Regions from separate parts of the Homo sapiens genome. Here region 1 is linked to region 2. A link is a loop called in an ENCODE intact Hi-C map of the cell type or tissue named here. Cell type or tissue: mammary epithelial cell. All regions are shown on one strand. Each heading gives the region's core, and the rest is flanking DNA. Links, peaks and the distances in the headings are about the cores only. Region 1 overlaps LOC107984934 (a long non-coding RNA gene). Region 2 overlaps LOC107984933 (a long non-coding RNA gene).

The links. Hi-C counts contacts between places; a loop is a spot of excess contacts. Peaks named below come from ENCODE experiments on the same cell type or tissue, not always from the same donor. Only the 100,000 strongest peaks of a DNase experiment are listed, where the experiment ranks them.
Region 1: it touches region 2 in a loop (2.3-fold over the local background); 2 of 110 quality-filtered maps call a loop at or near these places.

The regions. Positions count from the first base shown.
Region 1 is chr1:29,643,785-29,658,783 of GRCh38, forward strand. All of the region lies in intron 1 of LOC107984934 (a long non-coding RNA gene), which reads left to right. Among named protein-coding and RNA genes, the nearest start is that of LINC01756, 300 kb to the left of the region's middle. RefSeq lists an enhancer at 7,189-7,268. In mammary epithelial cell, for the core only: no CTCF peak of the experiment used is centred there; a DNase peak (open chromatin) is centred at 5,857; H3K27ac peaks cover 253 bases.
Region 2 is chr1:29,506,115-29,521,113 of GRCh38, forward strand. LOC107984933 (a long non-coding RNA gene) reads left to right here. Exons shown (of 3, transcript XR_001737955.2): 2 at 11,473-11,589; 3 at 13,494-14,999. Among named protein-coding and RNA genes, the nearest start is that of LINC01756, 160 kb to the left of the region's middle. In mammary epithelial cell, for the core only: a CTCF peak has its summit at 7,361 (motif pointing right); a DNase peak (open chromatin) is centred at 7,387.

The DNA.
Region 1 (14,999 bases), core at 3,400-8,399, 140 kb after region 2:
ATCATGGAAGTGGGACCTCTAAGACCCAGGAAAGGAAGGGCAACCTTTTCCATGATCACCCCACAAATCAGTGGCAGGAAGAGAGATACAGATGTCCCCAGTTAGATTTTCAGCTTCTTAAGAGGAATTGTCCCTGTGCACAGAACATCGTGGAAAGAATATGATTTCTCTCAGCCAGCACTGAGTGTGCCCAACAGTCTAGATGAGGGGTCAGCAAACTATAGCCCATGGGCCATATGTGGCTCCACAGTCTGATTTTGTAAATAAAGTTTTATTGGAACAGACACATTCATTTACCTACTAAGTGTCTAAAGCTGCTTTCACACTGTAACTGCAAAGTTGAGTTGTTTCAACAGAGATGGTATAATACACAAAGCCTAAAATATTTACATTTTATAATTAAATATTTCAATTAAATATTAATTATAATCAAATATTTACAACTGTATAATAAAATTAAATATTTATAATTAATTACAATTAAATATTTAAATCTGGCCCTTTATGGAAAACATTTGCTAACCCCTTGTCTAGGTCCCTGAAGGGATCTTACACATAATTTACACAATGGTTTTATGTACATTTTAGTGTTATTATTGAAGTCAGAAACTTATTTTCAAATGGATCTGACATAGATTCCCCAAAATCTAAAATTAGAGCAGCAAAACTTTTCAGATTGCAGTGGAGAGGGGGCTGAGCCTGCCCATTCCTGGCCTCCTCTTAGCCTGCTCTGGTCCCCAAGTAGAGGTACTGGATAAAATATAGGACACCTGGTTATGTTTGAGTTCTAGATAAACAATAATTTTTTAGTATAAGTATGTCCCAAATATTGTATGGGGCATACTTACACTAAACAAATATTCATTGTTTAGCTGAAAGTCAAGTATAACTGAGAATCTATCCATCTTATATTTTTATTTGCTTAATCTGGCAACTCAACTTTTGAGCCACCACAGAGGAAGAACCTAGGTGAAAATGATTAGCCTCTGGAATAGATTTCAAACTCAGCTTGCCATTTCAAGTCTGGCCTTGGCCAAACTCTGCAGCGTCATCACCTGCCCTGACCTTCCCCCACTCCTTCCTGTATTAGTCCATTCTCACACTGCTGTAAAGACACAGCCGTGAATGGGTAATTTATAAAGGAAGGATATTTAATTGACGCACAGTTCTGCATGGCTGGGGAGGCCTCAGGAAACTTACAATCATGGCGGAAGGAGAAGGGGAAGCAAAGACCTTCTGCACATGGTGGCAGGAAAGAGAAGTGCAAGCAGGGGAAATGCCAGACACTTATAAAACCATCAGATCTCATAGGAACTCACTCACTGCCATGAGAACAGCAGGAGGGAGAATGTCCCTATGATCCAATCACCTCCCACAGAGAAGCAGATCTCTCCTTCAACACCTGGGGATTTACAATTCAAGATGAGATTTGGGTGGGGACACAAAGCCTAACCTTATCACCCCCCCATCCTTCACTCTCCAGCTCCACGGAGCTCTTTTTTGCTTCCTTCCACACCGCTGTTCCCCTGCCCAGATGCCTCCACAGACCCTGATCCCCAAGCTCAGCCTTTCTGCTTGGCCAGTTCTGCAGAATCACCTCTCATGAGGTGTCCATCTATAGATTCAGCAGGTGCAGGTAAACAGAAGCCAGGAAACCACAGATTCAGAGCTCCTGGCTTAGAGTCATTGTGGAGCAGGGATTCATGGAGAGGAGTGTAGGCAAAATCACGGGCATTTTTAAGCTACTAGTCAGATCTCTCTTTTTCTTCCTGAACACATGGAGTTGAAATCACAAATTATCCTGTGTCTACACAGGGCAGTGAGCCCTTTAAGGGCAGACATGGTATCTTTTTCAACTCAACTCTGCGGCTCCTCTTGTGATCCTGTGAAAGACAGGAAGGGAAAAGCAGTTCAAGAGGGAGGCCCAGCAGAAGCAAAGGCACCGTAGTGAGGGCGAGTGCCGCAGACCCCGGGAACAGGGCAAAGCAGAGGAGGAATGAGAATAACAGGAGGGACAGTAAGGCCCTGCAGAGAGAGCTGGGCTTAGCATGGGGCCCACGTGCATGTGGATTCTGACTGCCCACTTCTGGCTGCTTCCCTGAGCCTCTGTTTTCTCACCTATAAAATGAGGATCGTGATCGGCGCCTCACAGTGTTATTGTGGAGATGAAATAGGAGAATGTATTAGGTTGAATGATAGAAAGTTGTTGCTATTTCAACCTATATTTTCAGCCTACGAAATTGGCAATTTCACAGTGATTACCCTAATATATAGAGTGTTAATTCCTTGCATGGTGCCTGGCACATAGTAGATGCTCATTTTAATGAAAGCTCTTATTATGAAGGGTAACTACAGTGGGCCCTGCCTGCGGGCTAGGGCAAGTTTCCAGAGAATCCCAAAGCCAGAGCAATGAAGACCCCAGGAGGAGGTTGGCGTCCCTCTGCAGCCCTGACCGGCCCTTCTAGGGATGGGCTGTGCTTTTGAATAGTTAAGGGTCATGGCTTCTCTGCATCAGAGACTCCTGTCCCTGCTTTAACCTTCCCCTGCTAACCTGCCGAGAGCCTAGCATTGTCTCAAGTGGCACTGAAAAGCTTGTGGCCCGGCCTTGTGGCCTGGAGGATTTCCAAGGTGTCACCACCAAGCAGGTGCTGGTGGCATCTCAGAGCAAGGCCTGAGGGGCTTCTGCCTTCTCTCCAGGGGATTCCTCCCTGCTCCTTTCCAGAAGCTCAGAGGCTTTCACTGGTAACGTCAGGCCAGGTTCATGTGGGAACTGGATTTCTGGAAAGCAGACCTTGGCAGGGGCCCTGGAGAACATGTGAATTTCCCCAGTGACTGAGCTCCCATGGCTGCCTCTGAGGAGTGAAAAGGGGAGTGGGCAGGAACAGGACAGGGAGGGGAGAGGAGGTGATGGGCCCCATGAGGATATGGCCACTCTCATTCGCTCCAGGTGACTATTCAATGGGGCAAAATTATCCCCGAATCCCCTTTATCTCCATTAAGTGCTTCTAGGAAAGACTGACTTGATATTTTGGGTAGGTGGGAAGAAAAGTGAGAGACAATAATTTTCAATAGAAATTGCAGGATGAAGAAATCTCAGTGATTTCAGCTTTGGGTGCTTTTTTTTTTTTTTCTTTTTTTGAGACGGAGTCTTGCTCTGTTGCCCAGGCCGTAGTGCAGTGGTGCCATCTTGGCTCACTGCAACCGCTGCCTTCCAGGTTCAAGCGATTCTCCTGCCTCAGCCTCCCGAGTAGCTGGGATTATAGGCGGCTGCCACCATGCCTGGCTAATTTTTGTATTTTTAGTAGAGACAGGGTTTCACCATGTTGGCCGGGCTGGTCTCGAATTCTCGAATTTCTGACCTCAGGCGATCTGCCTGCCTCCGCCTCGCCTCCGAAAGTGCTGGGATTACAGGTGTGAGCCATTGCACCCAGCCTAGCTTTGAGTGCTTTTTAATGTCTCTAAATGGCGCCAGGTGAGGTGAGAAGCCAGGTCTGACACCCAGCCCTTCTGCAGAAGGTGCTCCAGGGTCCCCTGCATGTCCCTGCTCTGGGTGAGGGACCGGAGGCAGGGAATCTGGGTCCTGGTGTCATCCTCTGGAAAATGGGGATAACAATAGTACTCATCCCCTTGGGTTGTTGTTTGAAGGGTTTACCACACTGTTTATCCCACTCAGGACATTTTGGCTACTCCTACTATTATTTTATTATTATTATTCCTACAGTGCCCCCAGAAAAGTTGTGCCAATTCTTGTGACAGATGAAAGATTCTAAAAGCACCTCCAGAGTGCTTTAGACACAGATATGAGACCAAGTGAGCTGGCTTCTTGTCGTCTCTGACACCACACAAGATCTTACTGATCTAACTCTCTTTCTGAGTCTCAGTATTTTCATCTGTGAAATGTGCTTAGGATCTTATGCAATGGCTGACAACCCTTTTAGGTGATGAATTTGTGAATACAGATGTCCAGAAAGCAAGGCACTCTTTTAAATAGAACAGACAGACCTTTTGCAATCATTCAAATGACTCAGGAAAACTTGTTGGATGAAGTGAAGATAAACCTCATGCCTGGCTCATGATTTATTCTGAGTTATTTTTTGTCTACTGTACTTTCTATATATCCATTTGTTAGTTTAATATGCATTTATTAGAAAGCACCATGGGCAAGGTTGGGGTTTGGGGAGACAGAAATTCATTGTTTTGGGCAGTGGGAATGCAATTGTGAAAAAGGTAGACAAGGACTCTGCCCTGAAGGAGCTCACATTCTGGAGGGGGAGGTGGGATATAAGTAAATACATCAATAAATAGGTTGATTTCCGACCATGATGAGAGCTACTAAGGCAATAGCTGCAGATGATGTACAGGATTGAGGCCTGATGGACAGGAGGAGGGAAATGTCTGATAGGATGATCAGGGAGGGCTTCTCAGAGGAGGTGATGTTTGAATTCAGCCTTGAACAATGAGGAGCCAGCCATAAGGCTGCTGCGGGGGAAGAGAGCCCCAGGCAGAGGAACAGCACATGCAAAGCTCTGGAGGTGAGTGTGAGCTCGGAACTCAGAAAAGGCTGGTGTGGCTGGAGCGTAGTAAGGTGGGGAGAGCAGTAGGAGATGAAGTCAGAGGTAGAATTGTGAGGATTAAAAGTTCTCAGCCAAGTTTTCAGCACATGGTAGCTCCTTTTTAACTGTTACTTATTATTACCTATGATCACAGTGCTGAGACCTCACTTGGGTACAGGAAACATGGGTAGGATTAGAGAGAGGAGAACAATTTTGAGGATCTTGAAGTTCCTCCTGGACCCATGAATTTGTGAAGAAGAGGCTTGCAAAAACTTTGCTCATTTTAGTAGGGTAAATACTTTCACTTCTAGTCTTGTTTATATTATTAATTGGTTTAGCAAAACAATTCTTCCCATAGCAAACACAAAGGTGCCCAGAATTATGATCAGTTTTCATTAGTGAGATTTTATTGTACTTCAAAAGACAGATCTAAGTTTCCCTGTGAAAATGTAAAGATTAATTCAAGACTCAGAACTCATTTTTTTTTTTTTTTTTTTTTTTGGTTTTGGAAGTATCTGACAGTATTCTAATATTAGCAAAATTGTGAATTCAGCAGGATTTCACTTTTATATGCTTGGAAACTTCTCTCATCCTAGGCCCCTCTGCCTCCCAGGATGCCAGTCTCCTAGGGCTCTTCTAGGACGGCCTATCCAGGGTCCCCCAGGTTGGCCCTGGTTTCCCAAGGCTAGTCTTTTCCATGACTTACAGGACTGGAACCAGCGTTAAAGGTCAGGGAGCCCATTTCACAGACGAGGAAAGCAAGGTCAGAGAGGGAAAGAAACTACTCTTAGGATGCCTATCAGGAATACAATCTGGGACAAGGACATCTCCTCAAGGCTTGTTAAACCACAGCACATGGAGCGCAGCTGCTGTTGCCAGATACACAAAAGATCAGTTCTGCCAATAACTGGAATTAATTCATTAATGGATTCATTCTAAAGACATTCATTGAGCTGACAGGGTGCCAGAAAATGTGCAAGACACTAGTGAAACAGAAGAGAATAAGATTAAATCTCTGTTCTCAAGGGCAGGGAGTCGGGGTAGCTGGGCAGGGGGGCTGTGAACCGACGGAGACCAAGCACAGTATGCCAGTGGGCAGGATGGAAGGTTTACCAGAGAAGGTGACACCCAAGACTGGCTTTGCTGTGCAGGTGGTAGAAGTCATCCAAGCCAGAGGGAACCCCTGGGCAAGACCTGCGGTGGAGTGAGTGCGCAGCACTGAGGACCCTGCAAATATTCAGATGAGTCAGGCTGAGTGCAGTAGGGGTGTAGCTGGAAGGGACTGGATAGGTAGCCTGGGGCCAGATCACCAAGGCATTTGAATGCCTGCCAAGTGCTCAGTAACATTCCCTCCTCTCTCCATTCTGCAAAGAGCCCTTCATTTCTTTCCTGTTTGCTCCTTGATACTCCATGTTATTTTGGTTGCGTTGCCAATCCACTACCTCCCTTCCCGCGTAGGAGTGAGCATGTGACCTGGAAGTGACCAATCACAAGTTCCCATCCAAGTGGCTGCTGCGATTGGTGCAGAGGCAGGCACGTGGCTCAAGCCAGAGCAAGCAGAGCCCCTCTGGGGCGTCGTGGGGTCAGGGGTGTGTGTGGGTCATGAATGGATGCTGGGTGGGGAAAGGTCTCTCCTTCCTACGGGTCCACTGGCTGGGTGGCTGTCAGGCTGGTACTATCTTGGGCGTGGCCTCTCCACCCATCTGGCCATTTGGAAGAGAGTATGAGCTGGGCTTTTGACCTTGTATTATGTAAACGGGCTTCATACCCAGGTCTGAGTGCAGAGCCGTGCTCTGATCATGAATTGCCTAATTGCATGCAGTGCTCACCAGAAGCCAGTGCCCACGCACCTGCCTCTCCTGGCTGCCTCCAGCCCTTTCCACCCCAGCCCTCTGCCTTCCTGACTCATCTTTAAGTAAAGGCTTTTCTTCGCCTCCGTGCAGCGCTCCGAAGCTCTGCTTTCCTGGAAGAACTGGGACACCTCTATCCATAGTGTTCTCAGGAAGCCCAGACGTCTCAATTATTCATTAGTCTGACTTCTCCATCAAAGGGTCTGAAGTTCTAGAAAACTTTCTCCAGTAGCCTGCTGTGGGAGTCGCAGGGTCCTACTGTTTAGTGAGCCAGGAAGAGAAATGAGCCTGTTGCTCCCAAAGGGCAGACTGGCTGCTTGATCTAAAATAGGAGGGGAAGAAGGTTGACCTGGTTTGTGCTGGGTTTTTTTTGGGGGGTGGGTGGATGGCCTTCTAGGACTGTACCCCAGGGGGTTGGGCCAGGATTCAAGGCAAGAGCAGGGGACCTCTGGGTGCTGCTGGCACTTGCGGTGGGTGGGCAGGGTGGAGGGGAATGACTGTTTGGAGGAGAATGAAATCCTGCCCTGGCCTGTGTCCATCTGTGCACAGCCCCACGTGAGGGACCCTGGGCCACTAAGGTTCGGTCTCCCCTACCACCTCTGGTCTCTGTGAACTCCAGGACTTCATGACACCCCAGATCTATTTTTAACAAGCTTATTAACTTTAAAAAGTTTATTTGCATTCAGTTTTCACTCAACTAAAGCCAACAGCCTTTGCAAGCTTGCCTTATGGAAACTGAAAGCTGGAAGGGGCCTTAGAAGTCACAAGGTCTAACCCCTTTAGAGGGTTCCCCATGTCTCAGGAGAGGGTCCTATCTATAGCACAGGACTAGAGATCTGTCACATGCTGGCCCCAGGACGCTTCCAGCTCCACTCTGGCCACAGTAGACATTCCCCCAACATGTTATGAACCTGCACTGCTGTGGGCCTTGGCTCCTGTGTTGCCCCATCTGGAATACCCTGAAGACACTTCCCCTCTCCCACCTGGTCCAATTCTAAGCATCCACCATGAGATCGCGTCTCCTCCTTGGAACCTTCCTGATCCCACCAGGCAAAACTAACTGCTCTGTCTTTCATCTCCCATTGAGGTCTCAGCTCAAATGTTCCCTTCTCACAAAGACCTTCACTGACCCAACATCTGATGGGCACTGTCCTTTCCCCACCTCAATAGCATGACCCAGTTTTGATTTCTTCACTGTACCTGTCCCTACCTGGAATAGTCTTGCTGATGCATTGCTTATCTGTCTCTTTCTGCCTCCCCATTCCATGGTGTCAGCTCTTGGGGTGCAGGGACCTTGTCTGTTCACTGCTGCAGCCCAGGCCCCACACAGGGCTGCACAGGGTGGAACCACAGTGAGCCTTTTTGGGGTGAATAAGCCTGAAGTTGAGCCTCCTCCAGATCCCAGGTTCTGTCCCTCCACTGTTCCTGAATGGTTGCTGCTCTGGAGCAGAACACCCTCCCTCACCTTGGCTGCCCGTACTGGCCATGCTGGCTCTCTGGGGCAGCACGAGGAGTTCAGAGCCCCAGGCTGGACCCAGCCAGACCACTCCCCTGTGATGCTTTATGGTTCCTCTCCGGGCTCCTGAGATCAGCCACATTTTGAGAGTTTGGAGAAGGAACGTTAAGGCAGCCAAGTGGATAAATCACATTTTTAAAAAATGGGCCAAACATGGATTTACACAATAGCTTGTGACAAATGCAGCTTCAGGGGATGATCTGGCAGGAAACATCCACTTTTCCAAAGGGCACCACGGCCCTGGTAGAAATAATGAGGGCTTTTTTTAGGATTGTAATTATTCCCAGGTGCTGACAGGCCAAAGATCTGATCACTGCTGTCACTCAGCACTCACGTGTGCACCCAGCAGGCTCTATTCTTGGGACTCCAGGTAAGCGTCCTGCTCCCAGGGGTGGCTGGCATGTCCAGTGTACGTCCTCGTGGTTCCTGACCCCCTCCTGCCCACGCACAGTCTTGGAGGGAATAGGGCACGGGAGGCTCCTGTGAGCGCAGGGCCAGGGAGGCAGCAGATCCTTGGCCAATGGTGTGTCTTTTCTCCTGCCACAGCTCTAGGGCAGGGGAGGCTTCAGGGTCTCCTGAATGTATCCAACAGGCTCATGAGGCTGGGGGTGCAGTGATTAGTGATCGGGGCTATGAGGCTGTTGCTCAGCAGAGAAATAAGGGCCCCTACTGTACAAGCTGGAAAAGGCTGTGGTGGCTGCCCACCTGATGCTTTGATGGTCCTGAGCGGGGAATAGAGGCCTATGGGAATGCTGAAGGCTGAATGACGCGAGTGTTGGATTCTGGGAGAATTGTCAGTGCCGACCTCTCTGCAGGAGGGATGGACTCACTCATGTGGTGCAGCTGCAGAGGGCCAGGCACAGCCCTTGGCCTTGGCATCTGTATTAGGCTGTCCTTGCATTGCTATAAAGAAATACCTGAGGCTGGGTAATTTACAAGAAAAGAGGTTTAACTGGCTCACGGCTCTACAGGCTGAACAGGAAGCACAGTGCCAGTATCTGCTTCTAGGGAAGCCTCTGGAAGCTTGCAATCATGGTGGAATGCAAAGAGGGAGCAGGCAGGTCACATGGCAAAAGCAGGAACAAGAGATAGAGAGTCTGGGGGAGAGGCCACACACTTTTAAATGACTGGAATCTCCTGTGAACTCAGAGAGAGAGCTCACTTATCACAAAGGAGGTGGCCCAAGCCATTCATAAGGCACCTGCCCCCATGATCCAATAACCTCCCACCAGGCCCCACCTCCAACAGTAGTGGATTACATTTCAACATGAGATTTGGGTGGGGACAAATATCCAAACTATATCAGCATCTCACTCAGGGCTCACAACAGCCCTGTGAGGTATGTGTTAGCCCATTTCCCAGATGAGAAAAGTGAGGCTCAGAGAGGCTAAGCGACTGGCCCAGCATCCCCTGGTGAATCCCTCCTCCACCTTTTCCACCTGGAAAAGACACCCAAACTTCCTGGCTTGTGCACCAGCCAGAGATGCCCCAACCCCACCACTCCAGGGCTGGAGTGTGAAGGGGGCTGCAGGGCAGGCCATGGGACCTTGGTTGGGTTCTGCTCACTGGGAGATGACTGAGGACCAGTGGCGTCTCTCTCCTGCCCCCATGCCACAACTTCCTGCAAATCAAAGGGAGATTGAAGCAATTATATGGACAGCAAGGGTGAAGATTATGGCTCTGGGCCAGTGCCTGAGTGGCTCACAGAGCTCTGGGACCAATGGGCTTCATGACATCCCTGCTCAAGGCAGCTCTGCCCCAGGCCCAGAGCAGCTGCTGGCTCCACTCATGCCCGGCTCCACCCATCCTTCTTGAATCCTAGAGGGCCCACTGCCCCGAGGAGCCCTCCCTCCACACTGAGCTCCCCTAACTCTGCCTCAGCCTTGAGGGGGATCTTGGTTCTGTACCCATCAGTTCCCCTGCACTGGGGGAATTCAGGACCCTGGACAAGATCCTCAGGGGCCAAAAGTTCAGGAGCTGAAGCTACTATCTGAAGGACCCATCTGGCCTGGGTCCTCTATCTACTGCCTCCACCTTGGACCAAACTTCACTATATCTGCCTAGACCCTGCAATCGTCCCCAATATGTCCCCTGTCTATTCTTGTCCCCTCTTCCCATCCATTTCTATAGCAGCCAGGAGGTTCTTCATAAAAGTTGAAGCAGAGTAAGTCCCTCCCCAGCTTAAACTCTCTAGAGGCTTCCCTATTGCACTTCAAATGAAATCTGAATGCTCATCAAGGAGTATCCACTATCAGTCAGGGTCTTAGCAGGGAGCAGACCACCAAGGACCAATGGGAGAGGGTGATTGAAGGGAGGGTAATGGAGGGCAATTCACCAAGGTGTGGCAGGGATACAGGAAGGCAGCAGGGGATGGTGAGGCCACTGGGGGCCGGCAACAGTGGGGGGCTGTTTCCATCCCGGTCCAGAAAGAAGCTGTTACCAGACCTCAGAGAGAGCTGCAGCCTCAGAAGAGGGGTCACCAGATGGAGCTGGGGCTTCAAGAGAGAAAGAGAGCCATTGCAGCTATAGTTAAGAGGGAGGGAGCCAGGGAATAAGCACCCAATATCTTTCTACTCCTGTTACTTGGTCTCCTCTGGTGCTTCTAGAACACACAGAAGCTGGGGCACAAGAGGGCACAGGAGCCCTATTGATGCCATCCATTCAGATCAGTCTCCTGGCAGGAGGCTGAGGTTGGGTCTGGAGGGCACTCAGAGGATGGCAGCACATGTAGCCCCAAGGTCCACCCGATCTGCCCCTGCCTGTCCCTCTGACCTTGTCTCCTGCCCTCTGCTCTCACTGACTGTTTCCACTACACTGACCTCTGCTCAGTAATATGGTTTGGGTGTGTGATCCCACCTCCCACCCAAATCTCACATCAAATTGTAATCCTCAGTGTTGTAGGTGGGGCCTGGTGGGAGGTGATTGGATCATGAGGGTAGTTCTCATGAATGGTTTAGTACCACCCCCCTTGGTACTATATAGTGAGTGAGTTCTCAGGAGATCTGGTTGTTTGAAAGTGTGTAGCACCTCCCACCTTGCCCTCTCTTCCTCCTGCTCTGGCCATGTAAGATATGCCCACTTCCCCTTTGCCTTCCGCCATGATTGTAAGTTTCCTGAGGCCTCCCCAGAAGCAGAAGCCTCCATGCTTCCTGTACAGCCTGTGGAATCGTGAGCAAATTAAACCTCTTTTCTTTATAAATTACCCAGCCTCAAGTACTTTTTATTTTATTTTATTTTATTATTTTTTTTGAGAGAGTCTCACTCTGTCTCCCAGGCTGGAATGCAGTGGCACAATCTCGGCTCACTGCAACCTCCGCCTCCTGGGTTCAAGTGATTCTCCCACCTCAGCCTCCTGAGTAGCTGGGAGTACAGGCATGCACCACCACACCTGGCTAATTTTTTGTATTAGTAGAGATGGGGTTTCGCCATGTTGGCCAGGCTGGTCTTGAACTCCTGACCTCAAGTGATCCACCCACCTTGGCCTCCAAAAGTGTTGGGATTATAGGCATGAGCCACCGCACCTGGCCTCAAGTACTTTTTTATAGCAATGTGAGATCTGACTCATACACTCAGTTTCTCAATTACGCAGAATGCATTTCTGCGTCAGGGCCTTTGCACCTGCTCTTTCCTCTCCCTGGGAGGTTCTTCTTCCTCATCCTCTCATGGCATTGAGAGCTCAGCACAAATGTCACCTCCTCCTAGGGGCTCTCCAGACACTCATCCAGCTCTGTCCCCGCATCCTCCACCATCACTTCTGTTGCATTGTGTCCCTTCATTTGCACATAGCACACATCTCTATCTGACGTTTGTGGTTTACTTCTTGACCAGCTGGTGCATCAGCACCAAGAGATTAAGACCAAGTCTCTTTTGTTCCCTGTCATATCCTCATCACTGAGGGCAGTATCTGCATCCACAAAGTGATTAAGGAATGCTTGTTAAATGACTGTCTAATAACCAAGTGAGAGGGTAATGGGTAAGAGCACAGACCCTGGTGTTGGGACATAATCTGGGTTTGAAGCCCAGCTCTACCACTTTCTTAGCTGTGTGCCTTTGGTCAAGTCACTCAGCCTCTCTGAATGACTCAGTTTCTTCATCTGTTAAATGGGAATAATAAGATAACACTCCCCTCTGGGTTGTTGTGCAGATTGAATGAATAAACATTTGGCACTGAACCTTGCCTGTAATGGTAGGTGGTAGAGGGGCATTTGCTATTTTCCTTATTGTTGTCCCTGATTTTGGCATCTGAGCTGCTACCTTGCTCCTCCTCTTGAGACCCCAGGCCATCTAGGGCTGAGTCTCAGCCTCTCCCCATTTCCCACAGCTGTCTTTAAGCTGTGCGGCATTCCTGAGCAGGACGTAAGAACTCCTCCAGGCTCTGACCACTCTCCCAGCCTCGCACAGCGCCCTCCTGCCTCCTTCCCTGAGTGGCAGCTCCAAAGTCTTCCTTCAGCTCCTCAGACAAGCCCTGCCTCCCCCACCTCAGGAGGCAACATGCATGCTGCTCCTCCTGCCCCCCGACAGCTTTCCTCTCCTCTCTCCTGCATCTCTCAGTCTCAGATCAAATATCACCTCCCCTGACCTCACCTGGGCCAGGTCAAGCCTATCATCCATCTTGGGTACCTGCCCATCTCCTTGGCAACACCCCTGCAGGTAGTCATTAACTTTGTTAGCTAGTAAATATTTTCCTCCCCTGTGGGAAAATATTCCCTGGGTTCCGTGCTAGGGGTAGTGGGTCTTTGGGCAGCTGTTACCTGACCTAGGCATGGCATCTGATCCCAGGTTACCCTGACCCTTTCACCCAAGGCTCATTCATTCACTTCTCTCTCTAACTCCATCCCTCCCTCCCTTTTTTCCTCCCATCCCCCAAAGCATTTACCAAGTTGAGTTAATCTTTTATTTTAGGCCCTGTGCTAGGCATTTTAGTTCTAAGATGCTGCTCCAGACCTGGGCTTCCAGCCCCCTAGTGGGCGTCGGAGGGGCACACAGCACAGAGTGCCAAATGTGTGAGAGGGATGAGAAGGAGATGCAGGGGAGAGCAGAGGAGGCCTTAACCCAGCCTGCTGGGTGTCTGGAGTGGGTAGTCAGAGAAGGCTTCCCAGAGGAGATATTTTGAAAGAGTTTTGAAAGACACATGAATTTCCTAGGAGCTGAGGAAACAGCATCTCAGGCATAGGGAGCAACATTTGTGGAAGACCAGAGCATTTTTGAAACTTCAGCAGCAGACAGGTGGAGGGAGGGTAGCGAAAAAGAAGACATTTATGCAGCCAAAAAACACATGAAAAAATGCTCGTCATCACTGGCCATCAGAGAAATGCAAATCAAAACCACAATAAGATACCATCTCACACCAGTTAGAATGGCGATCATTAAAAAGTCAGGAAACAACAGGTGCTGGAGAGGATGTGGAGAAATAGGAACACTTTTAAACTGTTGGTGGGACTGTAAACTAGTTCAACCATTGTGGAAGTCAGTGTGGCAATTCCTCAGGGATCTAGAACTGGAAATACCATTTGACCCAGCCATCCCATTACTGAGTATATACCCAAAGGACTATGAATCATGCTGCTATAAAGACACATGCACACGTATGTTTATTGCGGCATTATTCACAATAGCAAAGACTTGGAACCAACCCAAATGTCCAACAATGATAGACTGGATTAAGAAAATGTGGCACATATACACCATGGAATACTATGCAGCCATAAAAAATGATGAGTTCATGTCCTTTGTAGGGACATGGATGAAATTGGAAACCATCATTCTCAGTAGACTATCACAAGAACAAAAAACCAAACACCACATATTCTCACTCATAGGTGGGAATTGAACAATGAGATCACATGGACACAGGAAGGGGAATATCACACTCTGGGGACTGTTGTGGGGTGGGGGGAGGGGGGAGGGATAGCATTGGGAGACATACCTAATGCTAGATGACGAGTTAGTGGGTGCAGCACACCAGCATGGCTCATGTATACATAGGTAACTAACCTGCACAATGTGCACATGTACCCTAAAACTTAAAGTAAAAAAAAAAAAAAAAAAAAGATGTGGTGTGTTAGATCCGGTGTGCCTGCAAGCTCCCCCCACCCCGAATGCATGCCTTCTGGGATGTGATGTTTTGGTTCCTCTGATCAGGAGGCTGAATCTATTTCTCCACACCTTGAATCTGGGCTTGGCTTGACAATTTGCTTTGGGCAAGATGACAATAACATAATACAATCAGGGACTTGAAAGATGCTTGTGCGTGGGGCCAGCCTGTGACTGCCATCATTGGCTACTCAAGGATTTGAGACCATGTGGAGAGATGCCCCATTTGAGGCCAAAACAGGTGACTGAAGCTGTCTGAGGCCATCCAGCCCCAGCTGAGCCAGCCTGGACTTGTGGGTCAGCTAGACATAACCCACAGAATCATTAGAAATACACGTGTTTGTGTGTGTGTGTTTTCCCAGAAACTCCCCATTTGAGAGGGGATGATTTTTAATTTATAAATAAAATACACATAACATAAATTGACCATCTTAACCATTTTTAAGTACAATATAGAGGTCAGTGGTATTAAGTACATTCATAACGTGCAACCATCACATGCATCTCCCTAACAATTTTCATCTTGCGAATATGAAACTCTATACCCATTAAACACTAACTCCCTATCCCCTCCTCCATCGTCTGCTCAGCCCCTGGCAACTACCTCTCTACTTTCTGTTTCTATGATTTTGCCTATTCTAAGTATCTCATATAAGTAGAATCATACAGTATTTGTCCCTTTATGATTGACTTATTTCACTTAACATAGTGCCCTCAAGTTTTATCCGTGTAGCATGTGCCAGAATTCCCTTTATTTTTAAGGCTGGATCATATTATGTTGTATGTATATATCACATTTTGCTTATCCATTCATTCTTCAATGGTCACTTGGGTTGCTTCCACTTTCAGCAATTATGAATAATGCTTCTATAAACATGAGTAAATAAGTATCCCTTCCGAACTCTGCTTTCAATTCTTTTGCATATGTACCCAGAAGTGGAATTGCAGGGTCACTTGGTAATTGTGTTTTTAACTTTGTGGGGAACT
Region 2 (14,999 bases), core at 4,338-9,337:
GACTCTGCATCTGGCCACTCTGTTTCCCTAGAGTGCAGGGTGGCACCTGACACCTTAGTCAACATTTATTGAGTGCTGACTGTGTGCCAAGACTGTGCTCAGCCCTTTACAGACATATATTAATTAACGTAAGATGACCTTCAAGGACATATTGGAGACAGGGTGGGGTTGGGCTGGGAAGAAAGACTTGAAGGCCAGGTGGATTTGGATCTGGCTCTGCATTTATTGGCTGGGTGATCTTTATCAAGTTACCTAAGCTCTGGGTGCCTTACTTTCCCATGTAAAATGGAGGTAATGATATTATCCATCTCATGGAGCTGTTTTGAGAATTTAAAGAGTGAATATACATAAAGGGCTTAAAATAATGTCAGACACAGTTTAAGGGTTGGCTATTACTATTGTCCACATTTTATAGATGAGGAAACTGAGAGTGGGAAAGTCACTTACCTGAGCTCTCAGCAATGAGGTGGTAGAGTTAGAACGTGAATCCAAGATCTACCTGACCCCGAAGCACTCCCCTTAATGATTGCAGCAGGGCCTCAGGGCCTTCGACCTCTTTAGCCTCAGCGTCCCCATCTGTAAGGTGCAGGGGCTGGAGGGGAGGATGCCTAGAGTTCCAGTGCTAACACTCTTGCCTTTGTGAGATTCTCGGTGGGGATTCGAGACTTGGAACGCGTCTTGAAAGCAATGGGCTCCCCTTGTGCTTTCAGGACAGGATCCCGTATACAGCCCCTGGATGCATGGCAGATTTCTGGTAGGCAGGTTGGCTTGAAGTGAAATGGTCCGGATTTAGCAGGTGAGGCTTTGGAGGAGATGCTTCCATAGGGGCCCCCAGTGCGTGCTGAGACAGGCTCCAATAAACCTGTGGTGAGAAGTCACAGGCAAAACATGCAGGAACGTCTGCTTCTGCAAGAGGCCAGCTGACACTGTCCCCTTCAGAGCTGGAGCAGCTGGTGCAGACCCTGTTTTCTGCAGAGGACCCTGGGGCAGGGTGAAAGCCCTGAGCTGAGATGGGAGAAATCAGATTCTACTTGGGCGGGGTGGAGGGGCCGCTACTGTGTGCCTGGGGCTTTCCGAACCCTGCCCCATTATTACCCCTCACCCTCTGCAGGTGGTGACTTCCCAAATCCAACTACCCCTTAACATCTTCCCTAACCTGACTCAGGGTCCCCACTCCATCTCTCCTCAGCATTTCAGCAGCCTCCTCCCTGGGTGCCTGTTGCAGCCCATGCAGATCACACAGATCACATCAGACAGAAGCTCTTCCCCAAACCCAAGTCAGGCCATGTCACCTCCTGGCTTCCCATCGCCCTCCTACGCTGGCAGACGTTGACCCTTGTGGTCTGCTGCCTTGCCTCTCTCTACACCTGCTGACCTCCTTGCTCCTCTGGAAATGCACCAAACTCATCTCCACTGTGGGTCTTGGTCACTTGACGTCCCCTCTGTCAGGGAGGCTCTGAGTGTCACCTGCCTGGCTCTGTTGTTTTGTCTTTCTAATATCAGCCTAAATGTCACCACCTCAGTAAGGCCCTCTGGGATCTAAAGGAGCTCTGCCTCCCAGCGCTGGTGCTTTTAGTCCATCTCACAGTTTCCTTTTTAGGCTCTGTGCTGTGCACAGAGGATACAGCAGCGAGCAGGACATGTCCCTGTTCTTGGGTCCTTGTGGGTCCTGTTGATGAGTAATGATGAGAACTTTAGTTTCCATTGATTAGAAGGATGAAAAGAAAAAACGAGAAAAAAATAAAAAGAAAAGGGATCATGAGGACCAATATTAGCCAGGAAACACACACACACACACACACACACACACACACACACACACACACACACACACACATAACTATGAAAAAAACAACTGGTTGTGCCACACAGGAAGCACATGGGTTGCCATGGAAACAGGTAATGGGGCCCTCACCTATTGTGGGGGTTAGGGAGGGCATCCCTATTTCTGTCTAAGAGTAGCATTAAAATATTGAAAGGATGGGGCTTTCATTTCCTCCAAGATAGAGTCTCCATAGTCCTTTCAGGTCTTCCCCATGACAACTAAAAAGCCATGGACATAACCCAGCAGTAGGCACAGGAAGGCTGAAGGACAGAGGAAAGCAGACTGTCTAGATGCTCAGAATGTGAGGAATGGCACGGTGGCAAGCTCTCTGCCTTTCCCTATTGCTTCCCTTATATCCTAGGACAGAGTGCTGCATAAGCCCCCAACCCAGAATGGCCAACAGACACAGACCTAAAAAGCACCAAGAAAAACCTGTTGCTCTACGCAGAGGACTGGGAAAAGGGAAGCCAAAGGAGGAAATATTTTTGTCAAATCCTGCCCTACTCCAATACCAACAGAAAAGCTGCTCTTCTCCCACTCCTTCTGCCCTGCAATTTGAGCAGGATCGAGCAGGAAGCTGATGTTCCATCCATCCCCACTTCCGCTGCATGTAGCAGACATAGATGCTCTGACTCCCCTGCCAGGGTGGTGTCAGCAGGACCAGCCATGAGCTGAACCTCCACTTCCACCTGGCAGCAGTGAGACTTAAGGGGGTAATGCACTGTGGGGCTATTTACACTTGACACTTTCAACCTCATCCAACTGGCAATCATCAGTGTGTCCAGAGAGAAACTGCCTGCACCCTAATCTGGCATCCATAAAGCAGAACAAGGTGATAGGAAGTAGGGCTGGTTGGCACTCTGCTTCCTTCCCGTCCCTCTCCTGGTGTCAGTAGGGCCCAGTGGGAAGCTGAGTTTCTGCTTCTACCCTGCAGCAATAAAGTGATGTGAGTCAGCCCTCACCTCCCTCCACCCCTGGTGTCAGTAGGGCATGGTGGGAAGCTGAGCTTAACACCTCCATTCAGAGGCAACAGGGGAGTAGAGCTGACCCCATCTTTGCAGGCAGGCCCAAGGGGAGCAGAACACACATATCCATCTGGCCCTCTCATTAAAACTGTGGGAAAAAAAAAAGAATCTAGAGTCTTACAATATTCAAAATGCTCAGAATACAATAGAAAAATAATCACTTATCATACCAAGAATAGGAAAATCACAACTTGAATGAGAAAAGATAATCAACAGATGCCAACATTGAGATGAATCACATGTTGAAATGATCTAACAAGGACTCTAAAGCAGCCATCATAAAAATGATTCAATAAGCAATTATGGATGATCTTGAAACAAGTGAAAAATAAAACATTTCAGCAAAGAAATAGAAGTAATAAAAAAGAACAAAATGGAAATGATGGTTCTGAAATATACAATGACCAAATAAAAAACTCAATGAATGGCTCAACAGTGGAGATGATGGAGGATGGAACCAGTGAACTTGAGGAAAGATCAATAGAATTTACCCAGCCTGAAGAACAGAGAGAAAATAGACCTAAAAATAAAACAGAAAGTCTCAGAGACCTGTGGACATCAGCACAATAGCTCTCAGTCTTATTATTGGAGTCTCAGAAGGCGAGGAGAGTGGGACTGAAAAAGTATTTGAAGAAATAATGGCTAATACTCCCCCAATTTAGAGAAGGACATATACCTAACGATTCAAGAAGCTGAATAAACCGTTAAGTAGTATAAATCCAAAGAAATTCATGTCGGCCCGGTGTGGTGGCTAATGCTTGTAATTCCAGCACTTTTGGAGGCTGAGGCAGGTGAACTGCTTGACTGCAGGAGTTTGAGACCAGCCTGGACAACATGCTGAAACCCCATCTCTTTAAAAAAACACAAAAATTAGCCAAGCATGGTGGCACCAGCTTGTAGTCCCATGTACAGCCATGCCTGTAGTCTCAGCTTTTTGGGAGACTGAGGTGGGAGGATTGCTTGAGTCTGGGAGATCGAGGCTACAGTGAGCTGTGTGTGTGCCACTGCACTCCAGCCCAGGTGACAGAGTGAGACCCTGTCTGAAAAATAAAGAAATTCATGTGAAGCCACATCATAATTAAACACCTGAAAACTAAAGACAATGAAACATCTTAAACACAGTCAGAAAGAAACTACATGTTACTTCTAAGTTACACCAATTTGAATGACAGCCGATGTCTCTTTTGATACCAAGGAGGCTCAAATTAAGTGGCACAACAGTTTTCAGGTACAGAGAGAAAAGAACTGTCAATAGCACATTCTATATCTGGTGAAAATATTAAGGGGAAAATAAAGGCATTCTCAGATGAAGAAAAACTAAGAGAATTTGTTGCTAGCAGATATACCCTTAAAGAATAGCTAAAGGAAGTTCTGTGAACATAAAGGACATGATAATGGAGGAAAGCTAGGAATTTCAGAAAGAATGAAGACTCTAAGAATGGGTGGGGATAAACAGAGTAGACTATCCTTTTTCTTAGGAGTTTCTTAAATCCTATTTGCTGGTTGAAGCAAAAATTAAAAACCATCTAATGTGGTGTATAATGGATGTAAAGGAAGTAGTTTATGATTATCCTCATAAAGTGTGTAAAGAGATCTGAACAGGAGTAAGGGGCCTATGCTTTGTTCCCAGTGTTAAAACATCAACACCAGTAGAACAGGATGAGTTATGTATATATTTTGTGATATTTAGAGAAAACACTAAGAAAATTATAGAAAGTGATATTCTTGTATTCTCAAAAACACTATAAAAAATCAATACAGAATCCTAAAAAATGTTTAGGTAACCCACAAGAAGATACCAAGAGAGATCCAGAGGAATAAGAAACAAAGAAAACAAATAGAAAACAAAAAATAAAACAGCAGACTTAAGCTCTAACATATCAACAATTAAATGCAAATTGTCTCAATGCATCAATTAAAAGACAGAGATTGGCAGAGTGGATTAAAACAAGCAAAAAAAAACAAAAAAAAACCCACAGCAACAATAACTACAACAGAACCTCATACAATCCAACAACATGCTGCATTCAAGTAATTCACTGCAAATACAACAACATAGGTAGGTTGAAATGGAAAGAATGGAAAGAGATACACCATAAAAATGTTGATAAGAAAAGAAAGAGTGGCTATATTAATATCAGATAAAGCAGACTTCAGAACAAAGAAAATTGCTAGAGAGAAAGAGGAACATTACCTAATGATAAAAGGATTCATTTACCAAGAAGACATAACAATCCTAAGTGTGTATGCATTAAATACTAGCGTCTCAAAATACATGAAGCAAAACTGATAAAGCTGAACAGAGTAACAGACAAATCAAAAAATGTAGCTGGAGATTTCAATATGCTATTCTCAGCAATTGATAAAACTAATAGATCATCAGTAAAGCTTTAGATCGGAACAACACGATCAAGAGCAGTGGTTCCTAACCATTCTGGCACCAGGGACTGGTTTCGTGGAAGACAATTTTTCCACGGACATGGGGTAGTGGGGAGAATAGTTTGGGGATGAAACTGTTTCATCTCAGATCATCAGGTGTTAGTTAGATTTTCATAAGGAGCAGGCAACCTAGATCCGTCGCATGCACAGTTTACAATAGAGTTTGCACTTCTAGGAGAATCTAATGTTGCTGCTGATCTGGCAAGAGGTGGGGCTCAGGCAGTAATTCCTGCCCACCTAATGCTCACCTCCTGCTGTGCAGCCTGGTTCCTAATAGGCCACAGACCGACACCGGTCTGCAGCCCAGGGGTTGGGGATCCCTGATCAAGAGGGTCTAATTGACATATACAGAACACTTTACCCCAAACAGAAGAACACACATCTATTTTCAAGTGCCCACGGAACAGTCACTAAGGTAAGACTATACCCTGTGCCATAAATAACAAAAATGAAAACAACGAAAGTTAACGAATGGGTTCAATAGTCAAATGGAGGAGACAGAGGAAAGAGTCAGTAATCTTGGATACAGAACAATATAAATTACTCAATCTGAACCACAGAAAGAAAATATACTGGGAGAAAAAAAGAACAGAGCACCAGGGACCTATGGGACTATAACTAGAGATCTAACACTTATGTCATCAGAATCCCAGGAAGAGAAAAAAAAGGAGGTGGGGGCTGAAAAAAGACTCAGAGAAATAATGGCTGAAAACTTCCTAAATTTGGCAAAAGACACAAACCTACGGATTCAAGAAGCTGAGTGAACTCCAAACAGGATAATCTCAAAAGATATTCACACCAAGACACATCATAGTCAAAATTTTTAAAATTAAAGACAAAGAAAATATCTTGAAAGCAGTGAGGGAGAAATGACAACCTCTCTGCAGGGGAAAAATATTAGAACAAAAAAGGATTTCTCATCAGAAACCATGGAGGCTAGAGGGAAGTGGCTCAACATTTTTTTCAAGTGCTGAAAGAAAAGAACTGTCAACCCAGAATCCTATATTCAGGGAAAATACCCTTCATAAATGAAGGGGAAATTGACATTTTCAGATGAAGAAAAACTAAGATAATTTGTTGCTAACAGAAACGTACCCTAAAAGAATGGCTAAAACACTCTCTAAATGGAGAAGAAACAGTAAAAGAAGGAATCATAGAACACCAGGAAGAAGAAAGAACACAGTAAGCAAAAGTATGGGTAAATATAATGAACTTTTACTCTCCTCTTAAGTTTTCTAAATTGTATTTGATGGTTGAAAAAAATTATAGCACTTTCTGATGTGGTTCTAAATGTATATAGAAGAAATAGTTAAGAAATTTATATTATTAACGAGGAGGGTAAAGGGAGGCAAGCTTTCTATACTTCCCTCAAACTGGCAAAATGATGACACTAGTAGACTGTGATAAATTATCTATATATTAATGTAATGTAACTGACAGTAACCACTATAGACACTATACAAAGAGATATACTCAAAACCAGTATAGATAAGTCAAAATTGAAGTCTAAAAAAACTATTCACATAACCCACAGGAAGGCAGAAGAAAGAAACAAGGGATATTGGTCTGTAGTTTTCTTTTTGTGTGCTGTCTTTGGCTTTTTTGGTATCAGGGTAGAGGAATGGCTGGTTGAAAGTAACACAAGTTTTTTCAACTGAAAAATGAGGAAATCATAGGCCTCACGTCACAGGAAGGGTTGTGGTTGTGAGGTTTAAGGTAATGCATATAAAACAAATGCATTAATGCCTGGCACTTACAGTATGTAATTCACCTTTAATAAATGATTGCTATAATTTTGTTTAATAACGTAGTGTCACTTCCTAATTCAAGATCGCCCTGGACTGCAGTCTGAATCAACCTATTTTTTTGTAGTATTTAAATTTATAAGTTCCAAAATTGATCTGAAACAGTTTAGTTATACATTGGATGAAATATATTTATAGAAATCAGGATGATGGGGGAAATGAAAGCCTTATGGTTAACTAAATGATATCATCAGGTCTCCATTCTTGGCTCTGGTCTCCACCATGCCAGCCTCACACACAGACAGGCTCTCTCCTCTAGATGGCTCCATGGTTCCACGCTCACACCCTGTGGTCTCTGATTCCACGGACAGGGCCGGAATTCAGCCTGATTGGCTCAGATTGGGTCATGTGCTCATGCCTGAACCAGTCACTGTGGCTGGGGAAGCAAGGCTCTGATTGGCTAGACCTGGGGTTCTGGCTACCCCTCCATCTGGGGTGGGGTGATTTCTGCAGGACCCCTTAGGACCGAGAGGGTTTCTCCAGGGAAATAAGGAGGCTATTATCAGAGGCGAGCCTTCTGGTGGGGTGGGCAGAATCAGCAGATGTTGGTGGTGGCTGGAGTCACAGATGGGCTTTTAGTTTGCTAAAGCTGCCATAACGATGTGTCACAAACCGAGGGGCTTCAAGGACAGAATGTATTGTGTTCCCTCATAGTTCTGGAGGCTAGAAGTCCCCATTTAAGGTGCCAGCAATGTGAGTTCCTTCTGAGGGCTGTGAGGAAGAATACGTTCCATGTCTTCCCCTAGCTTCTCGGGGATGGATGGCTGGCAATCTTCGGCGTCCCTTGGCTTGTAGAAGCGTTACCCAATTGCTGCTCCCATCTTCATATGGCATTCTCTTGGTATGTGTGTCTCTACGTCCAGGTTTCCCCTTTTTACAAGGACACTAGTTATATTGAATTGGGGCCCACCCCAATGACCTCATTTTAAATTGATTGCCTTTCTTTGTAAAGGCCCTATTTCCAAATGAGGCCACATTCTGAGGTGCTAGGGATTAGGCTTTCGACATATAAATATTTGGAGGACACAACCCAAGCCATAACAGGCGTGACAGCTGGTACCCACCCAGATCCTCTTGACTGACCAGGGCACCAATTCTTTCTGGCTGCAGTGAGTATTAACCTCAGCTCAAGAGCGCTGACTGCAGACTCACCTTGCAAAGGCTAAGAGGTTAAACTCTCCCCACACGGTGACCTTCAGCTAATGACACAGGGTTCAAAAAAATCTATCTCACTGCCCAGGGCAGGAGAGCCGTGTGGTGCCACAGATGACGTTCCAGAGCTCCCCGTGGGCTCAGGCTGGGGGTGAACTCGCGTTGAGCCCATGCCCTGGTCTGGCTTCTTGCCTGCCCTCTGCTGCTTCCGTCACTCCCGTTCTCCTGAGGGTATGCCCTCCACAATCCCACACATCCCCACACATCTCCGTCTCAGGCTCTGCTTCTAGGGAGACCGACCTATATGGAATCTTCTGGAACAGCCATCCTCGGGCACCTGCCATCCTGTAGATCACGTTCTCTCTGTGAGGGGCTGATTCAGAAAGGGCTCTGTTGCCAAGCTCCCAGCAAGGCAGGGCTGGCATCGTGGGGTCTTGCAACCCAAGTTCCCGCTGCTCGTTTGTCGCAATTCTTCCCATGTCTGCTCAAGGTCCTCATGAAATCCGTCGTCTCCATATAATTTCCACATATCTCTCTGCTCTAGGTTTGATTAACAGCAAGTTATAAACAAATTTCAGGAAAAAGGAAACCAGCATCTCCCCAGGGCAGCCAGAGTCTATTGGCAGATGGCAAATTGCTTTGCAGCCAATATTTTTGTTTGCTTGATTTTTATACAGATAAAGAACTAAGCTAATTAATATACATTTCTTATCATCTTTAGGTCTTGGGAACCTCTTTGCTCCATAGTGAATTGATTACCAGGTTTCAATAAAGGGTCTGTCTTTGCAATTACAGTTCATTAATAGATTTAAAAGGGAGGGAGGATGGTTAAGTCTCACTAAGAGGATTATTTTGCATTTCTCTTCTTTTAATTACATGGCTTATGTCCTGGTTCAGAGTTCTGTGAAAGATGGGGGGAAAGTCCCAGCACCCCATCTGTTCCAGATGCCAATGCAATTAATAGGGGAGGAGACAGGAGCTTCTCAGGGGCTTCCTGCTAACTGAGGCTGCACCTGCCTCCTCTTCAGAGCTACCTTGTGGCTCGGAAGCTCAGCCACCAGAGCTCAGTTGGCAGCAGGTATGCTGGTGTAGGCAGGGGCTGTTCTGCCCACGGAGATGCAATATCTGGGGATTTGGGTCAGGACAGCCTTGGTCCTCTATTGAGCTCTCAGAATGTAAGCCCCTAACACATAGTAGGTACCCAAGAAGCACCTATTGCTTTTTGGGGAGATGGGGAGAATGATTCTCTTCGCTTGGGGGAGACTGTGAAATGAGGGGATGTGTGCAAAGTGCAGAGTACGGGCCGGGTGCCCTCGCTGTTCAAGACGAAGCTGCATGCTAAACACTTCTCCCTCCTCCTCCTCCTGCTCCTCCTCCCATCCTCCTCCACTTCCTCCCCTCCTCCTCCTTCTCCTCCTCCTCCTCCTCCTTCTTCTTCTTCTTCCTCTTCTTCTTTTTCCTCCTCTTCCTCTTCTTTCTTCCTTTTTTTTTTTTGAAAAGGTCTCACCTATTGCTTCTTGGGTACCTACTATGTGCTAGGGGCTTTACATGGATTTTCTAATTTAAACTTTGCTGTGATCCATTTTTACAGACCATTTTGCAGGTAGAGGAACTAAGGCAAACAAATGTGTGCAGGACCCTGGGCTAGATGCAGAGAGGTGGGAGATGAACATTTTCCAGACGTTAAAGGAGACCCCGCCTTGGGCACTGAAGTGGGAGCTGGAATTTGAAGTCAGGCCTGTTGTCTCAGAAATTTCTGTTATGTTCACTCTCTCTTTGCTGCTGTCTGGTGGCACTTTCTGTGCTTCAGTTTTCCTACCTGTGAAATGGGCCCCAGAGACTGGATGGAGTGAGTGTGAAGGCTCCTTCGGCTTTGGGGTGCTGTGTTTTGAAGAGGCTGGGCCTGGAATGGCAGGCGTGGGGCTGGTATGGGAGAGTCTGGTGTCGGGGACTCTGAGTCTCCAGAAATGAGGAGCCTTCAGTCCTCAGCACTAGGGTTGGCTCAGACCTGATCAGAGAGAGCTGGTTTTACCCCTGTCACTTGAGGGATATCAGTAGCATCTCACTCTTTAATCTCCTTTTCCCAAAAACTCCCAAGGTAGGCAATGACCTTGCTCATAGGACAAACCATGGGTCTGTGGTGTCAGAGAAGGCTACACCCCTTTCTCCAGCTGGGCCATCCTCCACATATGACTCTGGAGTGTCTGTGTGAGGGTCACCTCCACTTTCCCTGGCCTTTGTATGTGTAGAGTCTTTGTAATTCGGGGGGCAGCAGCCAAGACCTGTGTGTTGGGAGTGAAGTGGGGGCTGAGAAGGGGCACGCCCAGGAGACACCTTCCTGTGCCTTATCCTCTCTTGTTCCTATTTGCAAATGGCTAAGTCCTTTGTCCTCAAATCAGAATATAATTGTTTGTGAGCCCCAGTCACTGCAGCCTGGTGGGGGCAGGGGGATACTAGAGACACTGAGCAGAGGTGTTGGAGGAACCCCAACACAGACACCTTGGAGAGACCATGGACTCTTCCTCTTCCTCTTCCTCCTCCTCCTCTTCCTCCTCCTCCTCCTTCTCCTTCTTCCTCCTTCTTCCTTCTCCTTCTCCTCCTTCCTCCTTCCTGGTGTGGTGGGCCTTGTCCCTGGCATGGCCTGTGGCTGTGGTCATGTGACTGCAGCTCTGGGGCTCAGTTTGCTCCCCTGGGAGATGGCAAGAATAATTCTCCTTGCTTAGGGGAGACTGTGAAATAAGGGGATGTGTGCAAAGTGCAGAGTACGGGCTGGGCACCCTCACTGTTGAAGATGAACATGCTAAACACTGCTGTTCTTCACAACAGCTTCAGGACGCAGGTACTATTTGATCCCATCTTCCAGATGGGGGAAAATGAGGCTCAGAGAGCAAGCCCTTGCAGTGGTAAAGGGAAGGGCTGGGACTTGAACCTGGGCCTGTCTGCCCCATGAGGCCCCTGATGCTTCTCTTCCCCAGTGGAAAACCTCTCATTCCCCCATGTACTCTTCAGGGGACTTGGATTGGTGTCCCTGCCTGGATTGGTACCATGTCTGGACTCCCCATGCCCTTCCCCATAGCCCCTACTACTTCCCAGAAGCTTCTCTGCCTGTTCCCTACCCTGCCATTGTTGCCAGGGCTCGTTTGGATGTGGCTGCCTTTCTGGAAGGTTCTGTTCCCTTTTCTTATTGTCAGATTTTCACTTGCAGTTTCCTCTTTGTTTGCGGTAGGACCCTTGGCACCTGAACAGAAGCCACCTTTTGGGTTCTCTCCCTGGGGTGGTGCAGAGCCTGGAATCCTGCCCCTCAGTGCCTGGGGCTTCCTCTGGGAAGAAGGAGGAGCACGTGGTGAGTACCCCAGTGTGCGTCCCATTCTCGGGTCCCTTGGGGTCATCACAGCCTTGGATCCCCCTGATGGGCTTTCCCATACAAGGCCCATGCTCAGCCGGCCCCTTCCAGCTGCCGTGGAGTTTCCTTTGCCCAGACCCTGCCTGGGAGCAGCAGGTGTGGATGGGGCCTCTCCAGGAAGGAGAGGAACTGGCCTTGCCCTGGGCTGGGTTGGGCTGGGCTGGGCTGGTAGGGGCCAGGCCATGTCCACCCAGGGTGCCGCCTTCTCTTGGATCCTGCCACTTCTCCAATAGCAACTGGAGCTGCCCAGGGAGTGGGGTGTACTCACTGGGATATGCATGGGTTGTGCATGCACAAACATTTTATATTTCATAGTTTCCCAGTCATGTATGTATTTTAATAGTATCAGGAAAAAGCCCACAAGCAATTAGTGGATTGAAGCCTTGATTTCATGGATATTGTTGCTCAGAGTGAGACAAATGGAAAACAGGGGCCCCATTTCAAATCAGTTTAAAGGGACGTGTGAGTCAACATTGTATAAGGGGAGGGTGGGGACAGCGAAACGCCTGAAAGTATCAGAGAAGCTTCTCCAGTGTGGGAGATGCAGAGGAGGCCTCTGAGCTCCAGAGTTAGACACCCGGGGCCAGTCTGGCTCTGTCTGGGGCTGAGGGGCCTTGGGCAGGTTGCTGCACCTCTGTGAGCTTAAGTTTCCTCATCTGTGACGTGGGGTGAGCCATAGCAGCTCACAGGGTTGTAGTGAGGGTTGATGAGATGAAGAGGGTGGTGTGCTGGAAGGAGCTTGGCACAGGGTCGGCCCAGTCAGAGTAGTGGGGATTGGTGTGATCATTATTATTGTTATTAGTAGTGTCACTGTTATCCTTAGGGTGGATGACTTCTTCTTCTTCTTCTTCTCCTTCTTCTTCTTCCTCTTCCTCTTCTTCTTCTTCCTCCTCCTCCTCTTCCTCCTCTTCCTCTTCTTCTTCTTCCTCCTCCTCTTCCTCCTCTTCCTCTTCTTCTTCTTCTACTTCTTCTTCTCCTCTTCCTCCTTCTTCCTTCTCCTTCTCCTCCTTCCTGCTTCCTCCTTCCTCCTTCTCCTTTTCTCCTCCTTCTTCCTTCTCCTTCTCCTCCTCCTGCTTCTTCCTTCTCCTCCTTCCTCCTTCCTCATTCTCCTTCTCCTTCTCCTCCTTCCTTCTTCCTTCTTCCTTCTCCTTCTTCTTCTTCTTCTTCTTTTTTTTTTTTGAAAAGGTCTCACTGTTGACCAGCTTGTAGTGCGTTGATGTGATCATGGCTCACTGCATCCTCAAAGTCCTGGGCTCAAACAATCCTCCCACCTCAGCCTCCCAAAGTGCCAGGATTATAAGCATGAGCCACTCTGTGCCTGGCTCCTCAGGGAAGTTATTCTGGGTGAAGTGACCCATGGCTTTCAGTAGGGAAGAGACTGAGAGCTCGACACCCCAATCCTCGCAAAGCATCCTGTGGGCAGTCCCCACTAGGGTGTCCTCCTCGAACCTTGAGCAGGACAGCTGGCCATGTGGGAGAGGGCCTGGCTTGGGGCTAGGCAGGCTGGGTGTAAGTCCAGCTTGGCCGCCCACTGGGGAGCTGAACAGCCTCTCAGAGCTGCCCTGTCCTTGACTATAGGCTGAGACCACAAGATCCACCTCTCAGGGTGTGAGAGGGGAGTGGCTTGTGCCCTCCCCACGGCCAAGTCTACTGGGCTCTGGGCTCTGGTTTCCTCTCTGCGACAGGCCACCCCTGGACCCCAACCTTCCTGCTGGAGAGCAGCTGAGATTGGGATGGGTGGGCAGGGGGCTGCCCTGGGATGTCCCGGGGGACTCAGTACTGATCCCGTCTCTTCCAGAGTTCCAGCCCCTCCATGCCTATTCTCTCATTTCTCTCCTTCCCAGAAATCAAATTTCTTCCCAGAGAAGCCTGAACTAACCCTGGCAGGACAGCTGCTGCTCAGAGCCCACTGAGAATTCAGCCAATTAAATGGGGAAATATGGGAGAAGACCTCCATGGTGGGGCAGGGCGAGTCCACCAGAAGAATAAACAGACATGAAAGACAAGGGGCTCCTGGCTCCTGCTGCCCAAGCTGCTCATGCCAAGGGAGAGTCACGAGAAAACTCCACTCAGCAAAGGTCCTGTCTCGCTCCTCATAGTTAATATGCTGGGAAAACAGCAACCCCGGCAGCAGCCGTGTGTTCAGCCGGGATGCATCTGCCAAGGGCTGAGCTCATAGCTTCGCCACCTGGGGCTTCAGGGCCCGTTTAACCCACTCAGACATGGAGGTGCTGGGAGGGGGAGACTGGGGTGAGCCATGGGAGGGGGGAATCTGGAGTCAGTGACCAGGACCCTGCATTTTGATGCAGAGAGGAGCTTAGAGATCTTTGGCTCAACGTCCTCCTGCAGATTCTGAAACAGGAGGAGAGGGTCCTGGAACCTTCCTTCTCACACTCGGGTGGAGGATTTTCAGATCTTGCAGTCCCCTCCATGGCAGCTGTCACACATGGGATCTCAGAGTCAGAGCTTCTTTCATGAGCTCCAAGACACTTTCATAAAAGCTTTGAATCACAGAATCTGAGCATCTGCTCCCTGTCACAGAATCCTAGAATCCCAGGATCACAGAATCATTTGTGGACTCACAGACTCAAGACTCTCAGAATGAAAGGATCTCTGGGGAAGACTTGGAGACTCACCCACGCAGCTCAGACCCCTGGAATCACAGAACAATCGGGAGAAGTGATATTAGAAGATATCTAATATCGTGGAATCAGCATCTTAGCACAGGACGTGACCTTAGCCCAGTTCCCCCTGGTCATGCGGGAAGTCCTCTCTTCACTGTCCTGGGTAATGGTTTGAACTCTGGTAGAGACGGTGAGGTCACCATCTGACAGGGTCACCTGTTCCATTCTTGGGCAGATCAGGCTGCTGGTGCTGAGACTAAATTTGCCTCCACATGACCCACCTACCAATCTGGCTCCTGGCTCCTCCTCCCACGAAGAACTGAATATGTAAGGTGATCTGGACACCCACACAGAGGCTTAACACAGCCAAGCACAGCTTGGTCCTTGGCCAGAGGTGTCTGCCTCCCTCTAGGGCAGAGTTGGGCACCAGGACGCAGGAACCGATGGGGCTGCTTGGCTCACTTCAGTTCAATTCAGTTCACCCAAACAAGCAAGAGGTGTCCAGTCTGCTCCTCTTCTGGAGGAGGGGCCGGTCAGGGACAGGGGTGGGCAGGTAGGAACGCCCACCAGGAAGGAAGCTCAGTGGTGCTCTGGGAGAAGGAATGATCCTGTTCTCAGGGGTAGAGAGGATGCCTGGGGCCAGAGGTGACAAATAAGGCTGGTCAGAGTTATCCCAGCCCTGCCGCTGACCATGAGGTAACTTTGGGAAATCACTCAATGCCTCAG